3 separate regions of the Homo sapiens genome follow, and all the other regions are linked to region 2. Evidence: chromatin loops called from intact Hi-C (ENCODE). Cell type or tissue: OCI-LY7. All regions are shown on one strand. Links, peaks and the distances in the headings refer to the core of each region. The heading gives the core; the rest is flanking DNA.

Region 1 (5,414 bases), core at 941-4,940, 450 kb after region 2:
TCGAGAAGCTGAGCCTGGGCGGGGGAGAATGGAACAGCAAATATCAGCTGGGCTGCTGTAGCACTAATTGTGGAGGATTGCTCAAAGTGAAAGGGAAGGATGAGAAACACATTGGAGGATGTGTTCTGTTCTCTGACGGTTCTCACTGGATGAGATTTCTACTTTCTGACTTCCACGTTTTCTATCACTTACGTATATCTTTGCATTCAGTGCTATTTATATTCCAGATACGTATTAGACATTGTGATAGAGGTTGTGTGTGCCAGACATGGTTCCTGGTTTAGTGTTGTTAATTAACAAAACTTTAAGTACCTGTGTTTTGCTTTTCTAAATTGATTGTAAGTTTTACCACATCAGGGACCATGCATTTTTATATTCATTCTTTAAAAAACTGTTGAGTATTTATATGTGACAGCCACTATTGATATAAAAGGAATGTAGTGGTTCTGGTTTGCAAGATATCCAGATAGTTTTTAAAAGGTATGAGAATTGTTACCAATGAACTGCAGTGAGATTAATTGTTAAATTTTTCTGGAAGAGGCTGGGCGCGGAGTGGCTCACGCCTGTAATCCCAGCACTTTGGGCGGCTGAGGTGGGTGGATCACCTGAGGTCAGGAGTTCATGACCAGCCTGACCAACATGATGAAACCGCGTCTCTATTAAAAATACAAAAAAACCTAGCTGGGCGTGGTGGTGGGTGCCTGTAATCCCAGCTACTCAGAAGGCTGAGGCAGGAGAATCACTTGAACCTGGCAGATGGAGGTTGCAGTAAGCCAAGATCCTGCCACTGAACTCCAGCCTGGGTGACAGAGCGAGACTCCGTCTCAAAAAACAAACAAAAATTTCTGGAAGAGTTAAAGACTCAAAGAAGAATGATCTTTTGAGTTGAGACTTAAAGGGCAGTGTTTTGGAGGCATGCCTATGAAGCATGGGTGGCTCAGGAAGGTGGAACAGCCTGCACAGAAGTGGGGGACACAGTCACATGACACAGGATGTACACATGTGCTAATATTGCCAAGTATGGGGTGGAATGAAACCAAAGGAGATTGTGCAAATGGGTAGGGGCTTGATAAGTGTCTTTGTATATTATGCAGAGGAGCTTAGGTGGTATGCTATGATGAAACATGTTGATTAGCTAAGAAATGTTTGGACTTGTATGTTAGAACCATCCCATGTAACAAAGAGGAGAATAGAGGGGAAGAAGGACATGACTGAGCGGAGAGACTAGAAATGAGGCTATTGCTATTGCAATAGTGTGTGACAGAGAAGCCAGGAGCAATGAGAATAGAAAGAAGGAGAAAAAAACAAAAAGTAACTGGAAAGTAAAATGGAGAGATCTTGTGTTTCATAGAACATGGGGGATGAAATGGAGAGAGACCAGGACCTCGTCTGTCTTGTTAATAACTGCTTCCCCAGCACCTAAAAGAAGGCCTTATCTAGGTGCCCAACCAATATTTGTCCAAATGAATGAAAGGGAAAAATTGAGATGATTCCTGGGTTTCTGGCTGAAGCAGAATGTTTATAACAGTTACCAACAGAAGGGATACAGGAGGGGAAGTCATGTATTCATCTGTGGACTACTGTGGGATATATAGGGTGGGTTCTAGAAGAGCCAGTCTCTAAGATGTACATTACAAGAGAGTGGAGGGCAGGAAAGGAAGAGAAGCTAATGAAGAAAACACCAAATATGACTGCAGAAGCATAGGAAGAGGCTTAGGTTAGGTAAAAATCATAAGTCAAAGGGACATTTTCATGATGAAGTGTTTGACAGGATATTTCCAGAGAGCTCAATGGTGGTGGCAGTATTTGGTGGCAGTATTTGCAAAATGAGTGTTCAGCTTTGAAAGACTCAGAGAAGACTATCATCAGTGTTGTCCCCTTGCTTTTTTATGGACATATCAGAAATTAGAGGTTGGCTTACTCAAGTTATTTTATAAACTCTGGGACTTTGTGCATCTCTTCACCTGAGGAAGATAAAGGCAGCATATGGTATGGTGATTTTTATAGTAACAACCAATATGTAGGTTAAAGATCAATATTACTAGGCAATAACATCTAAATGTATATGTACTACTATAATAACATTGACTTGGGTCATTTCTTCTATAGAATAGATAATTGTAAATTGTATGGTTAATAATAACGATATGTTTTAAAAGACTCACTTCTTTAATTCATAGCTTTATGCTATATAAATTGATGAATAATCCCTATATATGATATTATGGCCAATAATTACATACCTTAGTCCATACTTGCATGTGGTCTAATTTAGCTGGCTCCTGGAGATTTTCAGTAGTTGCCTTCAAATATTACTTGCATAAGGAGGGGAAGAGGAGGGAGAGCATTAGGACAAATACCTAATGCATGCGGGGCTTAAAACCTAGATGACAGATTGATAGATGCAGCAAACTACCATGGCACATGTATACCTATGTAACAAACCTGCACGTTCTGCACATGCATCCCAGAACTTAAAGTAAAATTAAAAAAAAAAACAAATATTAGTTGCATAAAAAGCACCTAAGATTCTTGATAAAATTTTATTTTATTTTATTCTAATTTTTGATTCAAGAAGGCCTGGGAACTAGAGTTTTAACAAGCACATTCATGTTATTTTAATATATGTGTGAAGAGCTCTTATTTGGAGAAACTCTATCTTAAATCATTACACAATATGTATATATTCAATATACATGATTCAATATATTGTATATTGAAACATCACGTTATACCCCATAAATATGTACAATTATTGTGTCCATTTAAAGAAAAAGCTCTTTAGTATGATTTGTATTTTTCAGCTGGTCTTCTTGCTCCCTCATGTGGTGCAATGTGCAACTGTATGTTTTAGAGCTCTCATTTTCAGTTTTTAGAAAATGAACTTCACAGTTTATCAATCTGTTATCTAACCTTTATTTAACCATGCAATAAACCTATAAATGCAAATGTAGAATTAGCATTAATTCCTCTGCATACAAAGCAAAATACTAGAGAGGACTAGAAAATGTCACATGTAAGATTTCACAATTTAGAAATGAGGTGGCTAAAACATTGCTTTATATTTTTTATGTGTGTGTTAAAGATTTTGAAGGAGAATTTGGTAGATGCGTACTAAAGGGTTTTGGTGGCAGTATTTCAGTATCATGGTCCAGGTGTTTGTCTTTTGCTTGGGTTCTCCCTATTTGACTCTATCAGGATTTAGAATATCTGTTTTGAAACAAGACAGACCTAGGGTCTGCAATATTCATTTGAAGTTTTCATTTGCCAGGCTTTTTTTTTTTTCAAATCAGAAGGGTTTAATTGATAAATATATGATAAGTGGTGTGCAGAGTAAAGGGTTAGGAGTAGGAATTCTTTATTTCCCTTCCTGCGCTATAGTGGGCACATTCATAGATATTTATTAAAACCATTGGAGAGAAGCTTTGTGGGTGATACAGTGATAAATCACCATTTCTATAAGTGAGAAGAGAAATTTAGAACTTTGCAGCCAGCCAAAGCCTGTAACAAAGGCTCCACATCCTAATGCAGAACAGGCTGTCCATGCTCAGACAAAGGGGAATTGATGGAAGAGTTGCGAGGAGGGGAACCGCTGGGGAAATACTAATAGAGGACATAGCATTTGAACTGAGAATCCCTAAGAATGACCACTCTTTAGGAATCCTTGTGAAGCTCTGTTGTGGACTTATATCTCATGCAATTATTTGTTCTTATTGTGGTTATTTTATTCATTCATTAAATACTGATTATGGTCAGACACTGGGCTAAGCATGGGTGTATAAAGTTGAACAGGGCTGACTTGATCTCTTTCTATGTAAAGCTCCCATTCTGTTAGTGAAAACAGACAAGAAACAACTATATTAAAAATAAATAAAAGGATACTAAATTAAAGTAATGGCAATGAAGGAAGTAAATAAGAAGCTGAGGTAGAGAATAACTTGGATGGGGTGGGACAAGACTTACTTTGGTGAAGGTGGCTACAGAAGGCCCTTTTGAGAAAAGATACACTACCGTGTTTATTGAGTACAATGATTTTTTTTCTTTTTCTTTTTCTTGAGACAGAGTTTTGCTCTTGTTGCCCAGGCTGGAGTGCAACACTGCAATCTCGGCTCACTGCAACCTCCGCCTCCTGGGTTCAAGCGATTCTCATGCCTCAGCCTCCCAAGTAGCTAGGATTACAGGTGTGCACCACCATGCCTGGCTAATTTTGTATTTTTAGTAGAGACGGGGTTTCTCCATGTTGGTCAGGCTGCTCTCAAACTCCTGACCTCAGGTGATCCACCCACCTTGGCCTCCCAAAGTGCTGGGATTACAGGCGTGAGTCACCGCGCCTGGCCGAGTCCAACAATATTTTAAGAGCTTCCCATGTATTAAGTTCGTTATTCCTCACAACGCTGTAAGGAAATACACTGTTACTATACTCATTTGATAGGTTAGAAAATAGAGGCACAAAGACATTAAGTAACTTGACACATAATTTGCACATGGTGGAGACTGATTCATGTCTACATCACCAGTCTCTAGAGCCTGCTCCCTTGACCACTATGATAGCTATTTCCTGTCAAGGCTGAGGAAAAAGCATGCACCAAACCTCTGAGACAGGAAAGCACTTGGTGGTTAAGGCACTGGAAGAAGAGCTGTAGGAGAAAAGCACAGAGATAGTGAGAGTGGCCTGGTTGTGTTCAGAGATGCAGACTGGGATCTGATCCTGAAGGCCCTTTGAGAACATGATAAGGAGGTTTGGATTGCATTCTAAGTGCAGTAAAAAGCCACAGATGGGTTTTAAACAAGGTTCAGACATGATCTAATAAACCTTTTAAGAGGCTAACTCTTATTACAATGTGGATAATTAATTGCAGGCAGGAAATCAGTAGGGAGACCAGTCAGGAAGAGGTCATGAGGTTTCAGCATAGGGATGGGGAAGAGATTCAAACAAATTTTGGAGGTAGAATGAATAGTACTTTACATGATAGAGTACCCCATCCTAGCAGACATGGTGGGAGTCTGAAATACCACATTTCATTTGGGGTGTAGGCTCCTTTCAGACATATGCTGATACAGAAAAGAGTGTTTGGTATTAAGAGACAGTCACTGATTGAGTTGAAAAAAACAGAATATGTTATTTACCCTAGCACCGTAGAACCACTGACAGCTGAGAGAAAGGTCTTTTTCTGTTACAATATGTTGATCTCACAGATGAAAACACTGAACTCAGAGAAGTTAGGTGATTAATTGCTTAACTGTTGATTGCAGACTTAAAAGTAAAACATAGGTAATTTTCCTTGACTTAGCACATGCATAACTAGTTTCTACTTAAGAGAGACAAATGTAAGTTATAAGTTGATTTCCCACCAATTCCAGGGCACTAGAGTACTTTGTTACAGGCTGAGTACTTTCTTAATTTCTTGCTCCTT
Region 2 (5,414 bases), core at 914-4,913:
AAAACTAACTACAAAGTAAACAGTTCAGGCCAGGGGTGGTGGCTCACGCCTATAATCCCAGCACTTTGGGAGGCCAAGGTGGGTGGATCACCTGAGGTCAGAAGTTCCAGACCAGCCTGGCCAACATGGTGAAACGCTCTCTCTACTAAAAATACAAAAATTAGCTGGACATGGCAGCGCACACCTGTAATCTCAGCTATTCAGGAGGCTGAGGCAAGAGAATCACTTGAACCTGTGGGGCAGAGGTTACGGTGAGCTGAGATGGTGCCACTTCACTCCAGCCTGGGCCACAGAGCCATCTAAAAAAAAAAAAACAAACAAACAAAAACGAGTTCAGACGACCAATTGGTAAGTAAAACAATTGGTTTTTTATCCTAATAAAAAAGAATTTGCCATTCAATCACTAACATCCAAAACTATTTACAGTGCTATATTCTGAATATTTGTGTCTCTTCCACCCAAATTCATATGTGGAAATGTTAACCCCCAAGGTTAACATAAGAGGTGGGTCCTTTGAGAGGCGATTAGGTTATCAGAATGGAACCCTCACAAATGGGATTAGTGTCTTTATAAAAGAGACCCCAGAAAGATCCCTTCCCATTTCTACCATGTGAGGTTACTGTGAGAAAACCCTGTCTGTGAGGAAGCAGACCCTCACCAGACACCAAAGCTACCAGTGTCTTGTTCTGGGACTTCTCAAACTTCAGAACTGTGAGAAATACATTTCTGATATTTATCTGCCACCCAGTTTATGGTGCTTTCTAATAGCAGCCTGAAAAGATTAAGACAAAAGGAAGGAAAAAAAGCAGATATTTGCTTTATAAATATCTCTGTGTGTGTGTGTGTATGTGTGTCTGTGTGTGTCTGTGTGTGTGAGAGAGAGAGAGAGAGGAAGAGAGAGAGAGAGAGAGACAGAGAAAGAGAGACAGAAACAGAGACAGAGTCTCACTCTGCCACCTAGGCTGGAGTGTAGTGGTGCGATTTCAGCTCACTGCAACCTCTGCCTCCCAGGTTCAAGTGATTCTTGTGCCTCAGCTTCAAGCAGCTGGGATTACAGGTGCCCGCCACCATGCCAGGCTAATTTTTTGTATTTTTAGTAGAGACGGGGTCTTCCTATGTTGGCCACTCTGGTCTCGAATTCCTAGCCTCAAGTGAACCACCCACCTCGGCCTCCCAAAGGGCTAAGATTACAGATATGAGCCTCCACACTCAGCCTAAATATCTTAAATATGAATGTCAAAATAAAACTAACAGCAATCTAATGATCTTGACCACTTTGATTTACATGGAGACTAATAATTTTTTAAATGATGTTTCAATGACATATACTGTATAGTCTTTTTAAACCTGAGACTGATTTACTGTTTCAATATATCAGAGAACATTTAAAGAAAATTGTGTCATTGCCTCAGGATTTTCCAATGTATAAAGAAAGAATTTCTTGTAATGACCTCGTAGATATGGTACTTAAGAGTAAGTAACAAATAGACAAATAATTTTAAAACAAGAAATGGTTGAGACAGAAATGACCTTCCTGGAAAATAAATGCAATTAGAAAAAAGACTATTGTTACATGAAATGAATTATATGAAGGATGTTTCTAGGCAAACAGTAGGTGGCAACATCTACACAGACTTGTTTTAGAAATGCTTGTATAACATCAAAACAAAACTTACAAGCTAATGATTCATGAAATAGGGAATTTTCCAAAACTCACATGTTAGTAGAGATATTTATGCGCAAATCCATTGTTTTGTATTCTTTCTATTTTGGAATGTCATGCTTATGCCTTATCACAAGGACTCCACTAAGATCAATAATCTTAAAAATGTTTTGTTTGGCCAGGTGTAGTGACTAACGCCTAGAATCCCAGCACTTTGGGAGGCTGAGGCAGGATTGCTTGAACCAAGAATTTCGGGACCAGCTCTGGCAATATAGAGAGTCTCCATCTCTACAAAAAATACGAAAATTCACCAGGTGTGGTGGTACATGCCTGTGGTCCCAGCTACTTAAGAGGCTGAGGCGGGAAGATTGCTTGAACCTGGGACATCAAGGCTTCACTGAGCCATGATCACACCACCGCACTCCAGTCTGTCTCTCTCTCTCTCTCTTCCTCTCTCTCTCTCTCACACACACACAGACACACACACACACACACACACAGACACACAGTTTTATTTGTGGGTTATGTTAGAGACTGTTCATCTGTCTCTCAAACAAAGGGATAGAATTTTGTTCCCCTCACATTTCTTGGCCAGATTAGGTGGTTGAATTAGATAAGAGTAAGGATTAAGGGAACCATGCAAACAGCTGGATTTTTTTTTAATGCCACAATATGACCTCAATTACTGGAGTTCACAGAAGTTGCAGAAGACACATCCGGTGGTCAAGAAAAGGGGAAGCTGCCTTAAGTTTCCTTTTCTCTTGTGAGCGCAACAACCTCCATCTGTCTTTCTCTGTAACGCTGAAGACAGACACGTGACCCTGGTTCTCACAGAAGAACTTTCAAATCTAAAAAGCCATTTTAGGAAATAATTGGAAAAGTCTCTGTAGCCTTTGAGCTCCAGGATATTTGTTTTCCAGAATGATGAGATTGGTTATTGAATGTTTTAATGGTTGGAAACCAGAGAGTAGCTTTAGAGGCAAGCAGAGGCGCTGCTTTTTAACAGCAGAGGTCAGTAACACCAAAGGGGAAGGAAATTGAGCAGTCTGGCCAGAAATTGCAGATTTCTGTTGCAGACCCAACAGGCAAGAGGCAATAGGCAACATCCTGAGACACACAGGAAAACCTGATCCTTAGTACCTAACAGGGTCTCCTGTGCAGAAAATGTTCCCATCCCTGGCAACAGTGCCTTCCTGGATATGCTCACAGATGTTTAAGACTCTCCCTACCAGAGAAATAGCTTCTATCACAGAGTATTTTGTAGGGAACCATAACAGAACGTAAGGTGAAGTTTTCTACTATACTCTTATAATTATTGAAATTTTTCCTACTTCATTAATACCTGGACTTAGATTTCTCTTTTAGAAAGAAGCAGTTTGTAGCAAAAAAAAAAAAAAAAAAAGAAAAAATAATGTTTTTCACAGAAATTGAAAAAACAATCTCAAAATTTGCATGAAACCAAAAAAGAGCCTGAGTAGCCAAAGCAGTCCTCAGCAAAAAGAACAAAGCTGCAGACATCACACCACCTGACTTCAAAATATATTACAAGGTTATAGTAACCAAAGCATCATTACAGTGATACAAAAACTGACACATAGACCAATGAAACAGAATAGAGAACCTGGAAATAAGTCTACATATAAGGCAACTGATTTTTTTTATAAAGTTGCCAAGAATATACATTGGGAAAAGGGACACCGTCTTCAATAAATGGTGCTAAGAATACTGGATATTTATACACAGAAGAATGAAACTAGACCCCTATCTCTCACTACATATAAAAATCAACTCAAAACGGATTAGACTTAAACATGAGACCTCAAACTATAAAACTACTAGGGAAAAAACCTAGAGAAAACACTTTAGGGCATTGGTCTAGGCAAAGACTTTATGGCTAAGACCTCAAAAGTACAGGTAACAAAAATAAAAATAGACAATGGTACCATATTAAACTAAAAAGCTTCTGCACAACAAAGAAAACCATCAATATCATGAAAACACAGCCTGCTGAATGGGAGAAAATATTTGCAAACTGCTTGTCTGACAAGGGACTGATATCCAAAATACATAAGGAACTCAAACAGCAAAAAAAATAAATAAATAATCCCTTTAAAAAGTGGGCAAGAGGTCTGAATAACATTTCTTGGACGAAGACACACAAATGGCCAGCAAATACATGAAAAAATGTTCAACGTCACTAATCATCAGGGAAATGTAAATTAAAACCAAAATGAGATACCATCTTACCCCAGTTAGAATAGTTATTATTAAAAAGACAAAAATATAACAGATGCTGGTGAGGATGCAAAGAAAAGGTAACTCTTGTACACTGTTGATGGGAATGTAAATTAGTACAGCCACTATGGAAGCAGTATGGCGATTTCTCAAAAAAACTAAAAATAGAAATACCATATGATCTATCACTACTGGGCAATTATCCAAAGGAAAGGAATCAGTATGTTGAAGAGACATCTGCGCTCACATATTTATTCCAGCACTATTCACAACAGCAAAGACAGAGAATCAACCTGTGTTCATCAACAGATGATTAAAGAAAATATGATACATATACACAATGGAATACTATTTAGCCATAAAAAAGAATGAGATAATACCATTTGCAGCAACATTGATGGAAGTGGAGATCATTATGTTAAGTGAAATAATCCAGACCCAGAAAAACAAATATTGCATGTTCTCACTCATATATGGGAGAAAAAAAAAAAGTTGATCTCTTGGATGTACAGAGTAAAATGACAATTACTAACGACTAGGAAGGGTATGGGTGTGGGTGTGGGTGTAGGGGAGGAAAAAGAAAGAATAGTTTCTAAAGTTCCATAGCAAAGAAGGGTGACTACAGTAAACAACAATGTATTGTATAGTTCAAAATAGCTACACAGAGGACTTGAAATGTTCCCAACACATAAAAATGATAAATGGAAAAGGTGATGTGTATCCTAAATACCCTGACTTGATGGTTACACATTCTATGCATATAACAAAATATCACATGTACCCTACAAATACATACAAATATTATGTATCAATTTAAAAAAAAATGAAAAATAAAATATCCCTACATTCTCTTGGCAAATATGTATTGAGTGCTGGGCACTGTTCTAAGTACTTGGGGCACAAAAGTGAAGAAAATGTACTTTGTCTCTTTCCTCATGGTAATTAGTCTAGTAGAGGCAGGCAGAAATTGAACAACAAAAAGAGTACATCCTATGCCAGGTGGTGTATTCATTTCTTTGGGCTGCCATAACCAAGTACTGTAAACTGGGTAACTTAAAACAACAGAAATTTATTGTGTCATTAATTCTTATGGCTGGAAGTTCAATCAAAGTGTCCACAGAGCCATGCTGTCTCTGAAACCTGGAGGAAAATCTTTCCTGGCCTTTCTCTCGCTTCTAGTCGTTTGCTGGCAATCTTTGGCATTCCTTGGCTTGTAGATGCATCACTCCAGTACTCTGTCTTTTTGTTTTGTTTTGAGACGGAGTTTCACTCTTGATGCACAGGCTGTTGTGCAATGGTGCAATCTTGGCTCACCACAACCTCTGCCTCCCAGGTACAAGCAATTCTCCTGTCTCAGCCTTCCAAGTAGCTTGGATTACAACATGTGCCACCATGCCTGGCTAATATTTTTTGTATTTAGTGGAGACGGGGTTTCACCATGTTACTCATGCTGGTTGTGAACTCCTGACCTCAGGTGACCCACCCACCTTGACCTTCCAATGTGCTGGTATTACAG
Region 3 (5,414 bases), core at 922-4,921, 88 kb after region 2:
GTGGAATTCAGTGTAGCAATTCCTCAGGGATCTAGAACTAGAAATACCATTTGACCTAGCCATCCCATTACTGGGTATATACCCAAAGGACTATAAATCATGCTGCTATAAAGACACATGCACACGTATGTTTATTGTGGCATTATTCACAATAGCAAAGACTTGGGACCAACACAAATGTCCAACAATGATAGACTGGATTAAGAAAATGTGGCACATATACACCATGGAATACTATGCAGCCATCAAAAATGATGAGTTCATATCCTTTGTAGGGACATGGATGAAATTGGAAATCATCATTCTCAGTAAACTATCGCAAGAACAAAAAACCAAACACCGCATATTCTCACTCATAGGTGGGAATTGAACAATGAGAACACATGGACACAGGAAGGGGAACATCACACTCTGGGGACTGTTGTGGGGTGGGGGCAGTGGGGAGGGATAGCATTAGGAGATATACCTATAGCTAAATGACGAGTTAATGGGTGCAGCACACCAGCATGGCACGTGTATACATATGTTAACTAACCTGCATATTGTGCACATGTACCCTAAAACTTAAAGTATAATAATAATACAATTAAAAATAATAATAATTAAAAAAACACAAAAATTAGCCAGGCGTGGTGGCGTGAGCCCATAATCCCAGCTACCGGGAGGTGGAGGTTGCAGTGATCCCAGATCGTGCCACTGCACTCCGGCCTGGGCGACAGAGTGTGATTCTGTCTCATTAAAAAAAAAAAAATTTTTTTAAATTTCATGCCTGTAAAATAAAGTCTGAAGTATGGGACAGGAGGTCATTTTACATTCTTGTTCCAAACAGTCTTTCCAGGCACATCTCCTGCCACTGCCTTCCAACCACTCTTGTCCTCCACCTCTTCTCAATTCTAATTCCCCCCATCTATTTTCTTTCCCAGACTAAATATGCATGTTCACTTCTCTAGTTCTTTGGAATTCCCTCTGGTAGAAAAGCTCTCCCTTTAAGTCCCACCCCACTGCATCATTTGTCAAAGCTCTACTCTTCTTTAAGGTCCAATTCAGATATCGAACCTTCTCTCTATATACACATACTCCAATGTGGTCAGAATTTATTATCCATTCTTTTATGTTTCTATAGCCCTTCATTTATACATCTCTTCTAGCTTTGAAATCTCTGCCTTTTTGTTCATTGTGCTTATTTTTCATTTATTCAACATTCATTCAAAAAATATTTATTGTCTACTATATTCCAGGTGCTGGTATCTGTTTTAAAAAGACAAACATAGGTTCCTCCACCACTAAAACAGTCTTCTAAGTCCTCATGGAGTTCAGATTCTACTTGTAAGTTCTGAGTTTTTTGTATGTCAGTATTGATAGGGACAGCAGACAGCCAAGGGACCCTGGGGAAACCCTGGCTGCCTTCAAGCCTAAAACCAGACTGCTGGTCCCGGATGAAGGCTGCCCTTTCCTGACTGATTCTCCCTGCATAATGCCCACCTACGCCCTGGGAGGACGGGGTGGAGCCTCGCGAAGTTCAGGCCGTTTGTAGGTGGAGGAGCCTGGCCTCCTCAGTTCCTGTGTGGTGACTTGGCATTCAATCTGTGAGGCAGGAAACCTGCTATCAGGACTCTTTCTCACTTTGCTGAGAATTCCTCTTTCCTTTTTTTCTCTTCACCGAATAAACCCTATAATGTGTCTGTCTGCCTAAATTTTCCTGATCGTGTATTGAGAACCCGGTTTTTCTACAATAGTATCACCTTCCCCAGTACCAAACAATTTCCTTCCTGTATAGAGCAGGCACTCTACAGCTATGACTGCCTGTTTCTCCTTTCCCTAGATATCCATTTGTCTAAAATTAACAAGGTGTAGGCACCAGAGGCGACAGAGGGCTCAGGTGTGGTGGGTTGGGTGGGGGCCCGCTGAACTGACCAGCGGCATTTCAGCTCATTTACCCCCACCCATCAAAACCCTGGAGCCAGGTCCGTTCAGCCGACCGTCACCATGACCAACGCAGATAGCGAGGGCGGAAACCTCCGCCACCAGCTGGACAGCAACAAACAGGACCTGAGCCTCAGCAACCTGGATGAAGACCCGGTCAAGGAGCTGGCTGCCCTTCCAAAGACTACCACACTGGATCTGTCTTGTAATAAATGACTATTGTGCCGGGCACGGTGGCTCACGCCTGTAATCCCAACACTTTGAGAGGCCGAGGAGGACGGATCACCTGAGGTCAGAAGTTCAAGACCAGCCTGACCAACACGGAGAAACCCTGTCTCTACTAAAATACAAAAAAAATTTGCCAGGCGTGGTGGTGCATGCCTGTAATTCCAGCTACTCGGGAGGCTGAGGCAGGAGAATCGCTCTAACCTGGGAGGCCGAGGTTGCAGTGAGCCGAGATTGCGCATTGCACTCCAGCCTGGGCAACAAGAGTGAAACTCCATCTCAAAAAAATAAATAATGACTATTCTCCCGTCGGATTTCTGTGGCCTCACACACCTGGCGAAGCTAGACCTTAGAAAGAACAAGCCGCAGCACCCACCAGCAGACTTGGGCCGTTTGGTCAACCTCCAGCACCTGGCTCTCCTCAACAACAGGCTGGTCACCTTGTCGTCAGCTTTGCTCAGCTGAAGAACCTGAAGTGGCTGGACCTGAAGAATAACCTCTGGATCCCGGCCTGGCCAAGGTGGCAGGTGATTGCTTGGGTGAGAAGCCATGGAAACAGCATGCAAACAAGGCATCACAACACATGAAGGCTGTACAGACAGACCACAAGTGGGAGAGGCAGCAGGGTTGGAAGTAGAACGAGAGGCAGAGAAGTATGAGGCAAAGCAGCGAGCTAAGGAAGCTCAGGAGAGGAAATGCGGAAGCGGGAGAAGGCAGAGGAGAAAGAGTGCCAGAGAAAGGAGTATGATGCCCTCAAAGCAGCCAAGCGGGAGCAGATCATACCTACCAAGGAAACAAATTAGGCCCCCAAATCTAAGTCCGAATCCTGCCCCTGCAAGCCACTCCCCCGGAAGCACACTCGTTTCTGGGCTGTGCTGAAACTGCTGCTGCTGCTGCTTTGTGCAGCGGGGGCGCTGGTTGCTTGTCAGGTGACACAGCTACAGCAGCTGCCCCTTTGTGTCCGGAATAATGGGTTCTTGGTCTTGCTGACTTCCAGAATGAAGCTGCGGACCCTCGCGGTGAGTGTTACAGTTCTTAAAGATGGTGTGTCCAGAGTTTGTGCTTTCAGATGTTCAGATGCGTCCGGAGTTTCTTCCTTCTGGTGGGTTTGTGGTCTCACTGACTTAAGAAGTGAGGCGCAGACCTTTGCTGTGAGTGTTACAGCTCTTAAAGACAGCGCATCTGGAGTTGTTTGTTCCTCATGTCCGGAGTTGTTGGTCCCTCCCAATGCGTTTGTTCGTCCCTCCCAATGCGTTTGTTCGTAGTCTCACTGGCTTCAGGAGTGAAGATGCAGACCTTCACGGTGAGTGTTATAGCTCATAAAGGCGGCGTAGACCCAAAGAGTGAGCAGCAGTAAGATTTATTGCAAACAGAGAAAGAACAAAGCTTCCACAGCACAAAAGGGGACCTGACCGGGTTGCTGCTGCTAGCTCGGGCAGCCTGCTTTTATTCCCTTATCTGGCCCCACCCACATCCTGATGATTCGTCCATTTTACAGAGAGCTGATTGGTCCGTTTTGACAGGGTCCTGATTGGTGCATTTACAATCCCTGACCTAGACACAGAGTGCTGATTGGTATACTTACAATCCTCTAGCTAGACATAAAAGTTCTCCAAGTCCCCACTAGATTAGCTAGACACAGAGCACTGATTGGTGTGTTTACAAACCTTGAGCTAGACACAGAGTGCTGACTGGTACGTTTACAAACCTTGAGCTAGACACAGAGTGCTGATTGCTGCATTTACAAACCTTGAGCTAGACACAGAGTGCTGATTGCTGCATTTACAATCCTTTAGCTAGCCATAAAAGTTCTCCAAGTCCCCACCAGATTAGCTAGATACAGAGTGCTGATTGGTGCATCCACAAACCCCGAGCTAGACACAGAGTGCTGATTGGTGCATATACAATCCTCCAGCTAGACATAAAAGTTCTCCAAATCCCCACCCAACTCAGGAGCCCAGCTGGCTTCGCCTAGTGGATCCCACGCCAGGACCACGGGTGGAGCTGCCCACCAGTCACCCACCCACACTCCTCAACCCTTGGCGATGGGACCAGGCACTGTGGAGCAGGCGGCGGTGCCCGTCAGGGAGGCTCGGACCATGTGGGAGCCCACCGCGTGGGGGCTCAGGCATGGCAGGCTGCAGGTCCTGAGCCCTGCCCCATGGGGAGGTGGCTGAGGCCTGGTAAGAATTCAAGCCGGGTGCGGACAAGCCAGCAGTGCTGGGGGACCCGGTGCCCCCTCCACAGCTACTGGCCCGGATGCTAAGCCCCTCATTGCCCAGCGCCAGTGGCGCTGGCAGGCTGCTCTGAGTGCGGGGCCTGCCGAGCCCGCGCCCACCTGGAACTGGTGCTGGCCCGCGAGCACGCAGCCCTGGTTGCCACCCGCGCCTCTCCTTCCACACCTCCCTGCACGCAAAGGGAGCCAGCTCCAGCTTCTGCCAGCCCAGAGAGGGGTTCCCACAGTGCAGCGGTGGGCTGAAGGGCTCCTCAAGTGCGGCCAGAGCAGATGCCAAGGCCGAGGAGGCACCAAGAGCAAGTGAGGGCTGCTAGCACATTGTCACCTCTCACCTTTGCACCAGCGTGAACACCATCTGTGACAATGTGGTCCAGGGTCTGCACCACCATGAGATCCTCCAGACCGACTCTCAGCAGTGAGCTTGTCCCCAGCACCTGCTGCCTCCCAGCCTTGGAGCTTGGATTCCTATGGAATTGGGCTCTGCTGGACACAAACTCTTTTTAGCATCAGACCTACCTGCCATCATCAAATGGCTGCTGATTGGTACTTGAGACCTCCTCTTTGTAGGACTTCTTCATTCCTTAGTCAGGGTTTCCTGGTGGAATGAGGAGAAATGGGAGGTGGTGGGGGACAGTTACCTGCATGCCTAAAGGAATAGGCTTGGGGGTGGGGAGAAAGAAAACATAGCCATTTCTAGTTGTTACACAAAGCTGTGTAAAGGCTCATTTCTACTAAATGGTCAGCTGTCACCAAAAAAAAAAAAAAGTGTCATGAGACCTTTATGAAACATGCCAATAGGGTATGGGAATTATCTAACTATTTTGAAGGAATCTAAGTAATTAAACAAAAAATGCCACTGTCCTAACTAATAGCAGTTAACCAACTCATAATAGGAGTCACCCAGAGAATTTTTTATCATCTAGAAGTAATGGCTTGTTTCATTACTGGATGATGATGCCTCTCGAGTCTTTATTATGCACCAGGCACTGTCTGAGAGCTTTCAGTATTCACTCATTTAATCTTCTCAACA

The links. A loop is a pair of places that touch in the nucleus more often than their neighbours do. Peaks named below come from ENCODE experiments on the same cell type or tissue, not always from the same donor. Only the 100,000 strongest peaks of a DNase experiment are listed, where the experiment ranks them.
Region 1: a loop joins it to region 2, with 4 times the contacts of the local background. A loop is called at or near these places in 24 of 110 quality-filtered maps.
Region 3: it touches region 2 in a loop (4-fold over the local background); 6 of 110 quality-filtered maps call a loop at or near these places.

What each region holds. Positions count from the first base shown.
Region 1 is chr6:63,799,979-63,805,392 of GRCh38, forward strand. All of the region lies in intron 37 of EYS (eyes shut homolog), which reads right to left. Among named protein-coding and RNA genes, the nearest start is that of SCAT8, 4.2 kb to the right of the region's middle. RefSeq lists an enhancer at 168-237. In OCI-LY7, for the core only: a CTCF peak has its summit at 2,837; a DNase peak (open chromatin) is centred at 2,823.
Region 2 is chr6:63,350,543-63,355,956 of GRCh38, forward strand. It overlaps a transcript of LGSN not described here. Among named protein-coding and RNA genes, the nearest start is that of LGSN, 33 kb to the left of the region's middle. RefSeq lists enhancers at 2,061-2,170, 2,241-2,510, 2,611-2,700. In OCI-LY7, for the core only: CTCF peaks have their summits at 1,616 (motif pointing right), 1,819 and 2,645 (motif pointing right); DNase peaks (open chromatin) are centred at 1,639, 2,389 and 2,699; H3K4me3 peaks cover 1,445 bases; H3K27ac peaks cover 1,429 bases.
Region 3 is chr6:63,438,780-63,444,193 of GRCh38, forward strand. It overlaps a transcript of LGSN not described here and the pseudogene LOC642554. Among named protein-coding and RNA genes, the nearest start is that of LGSN, 120 kb to the left of the region's middle. In OCI-LY7, for the core only: CTCF peaks have their summits at 3,090 and 3,290; DNase peaks (open chromatin) are centred at 3,052 and 3,602; H3K4me3 peaks cover 1,209 bases; H3K27ac peaks cover 1,027 bases.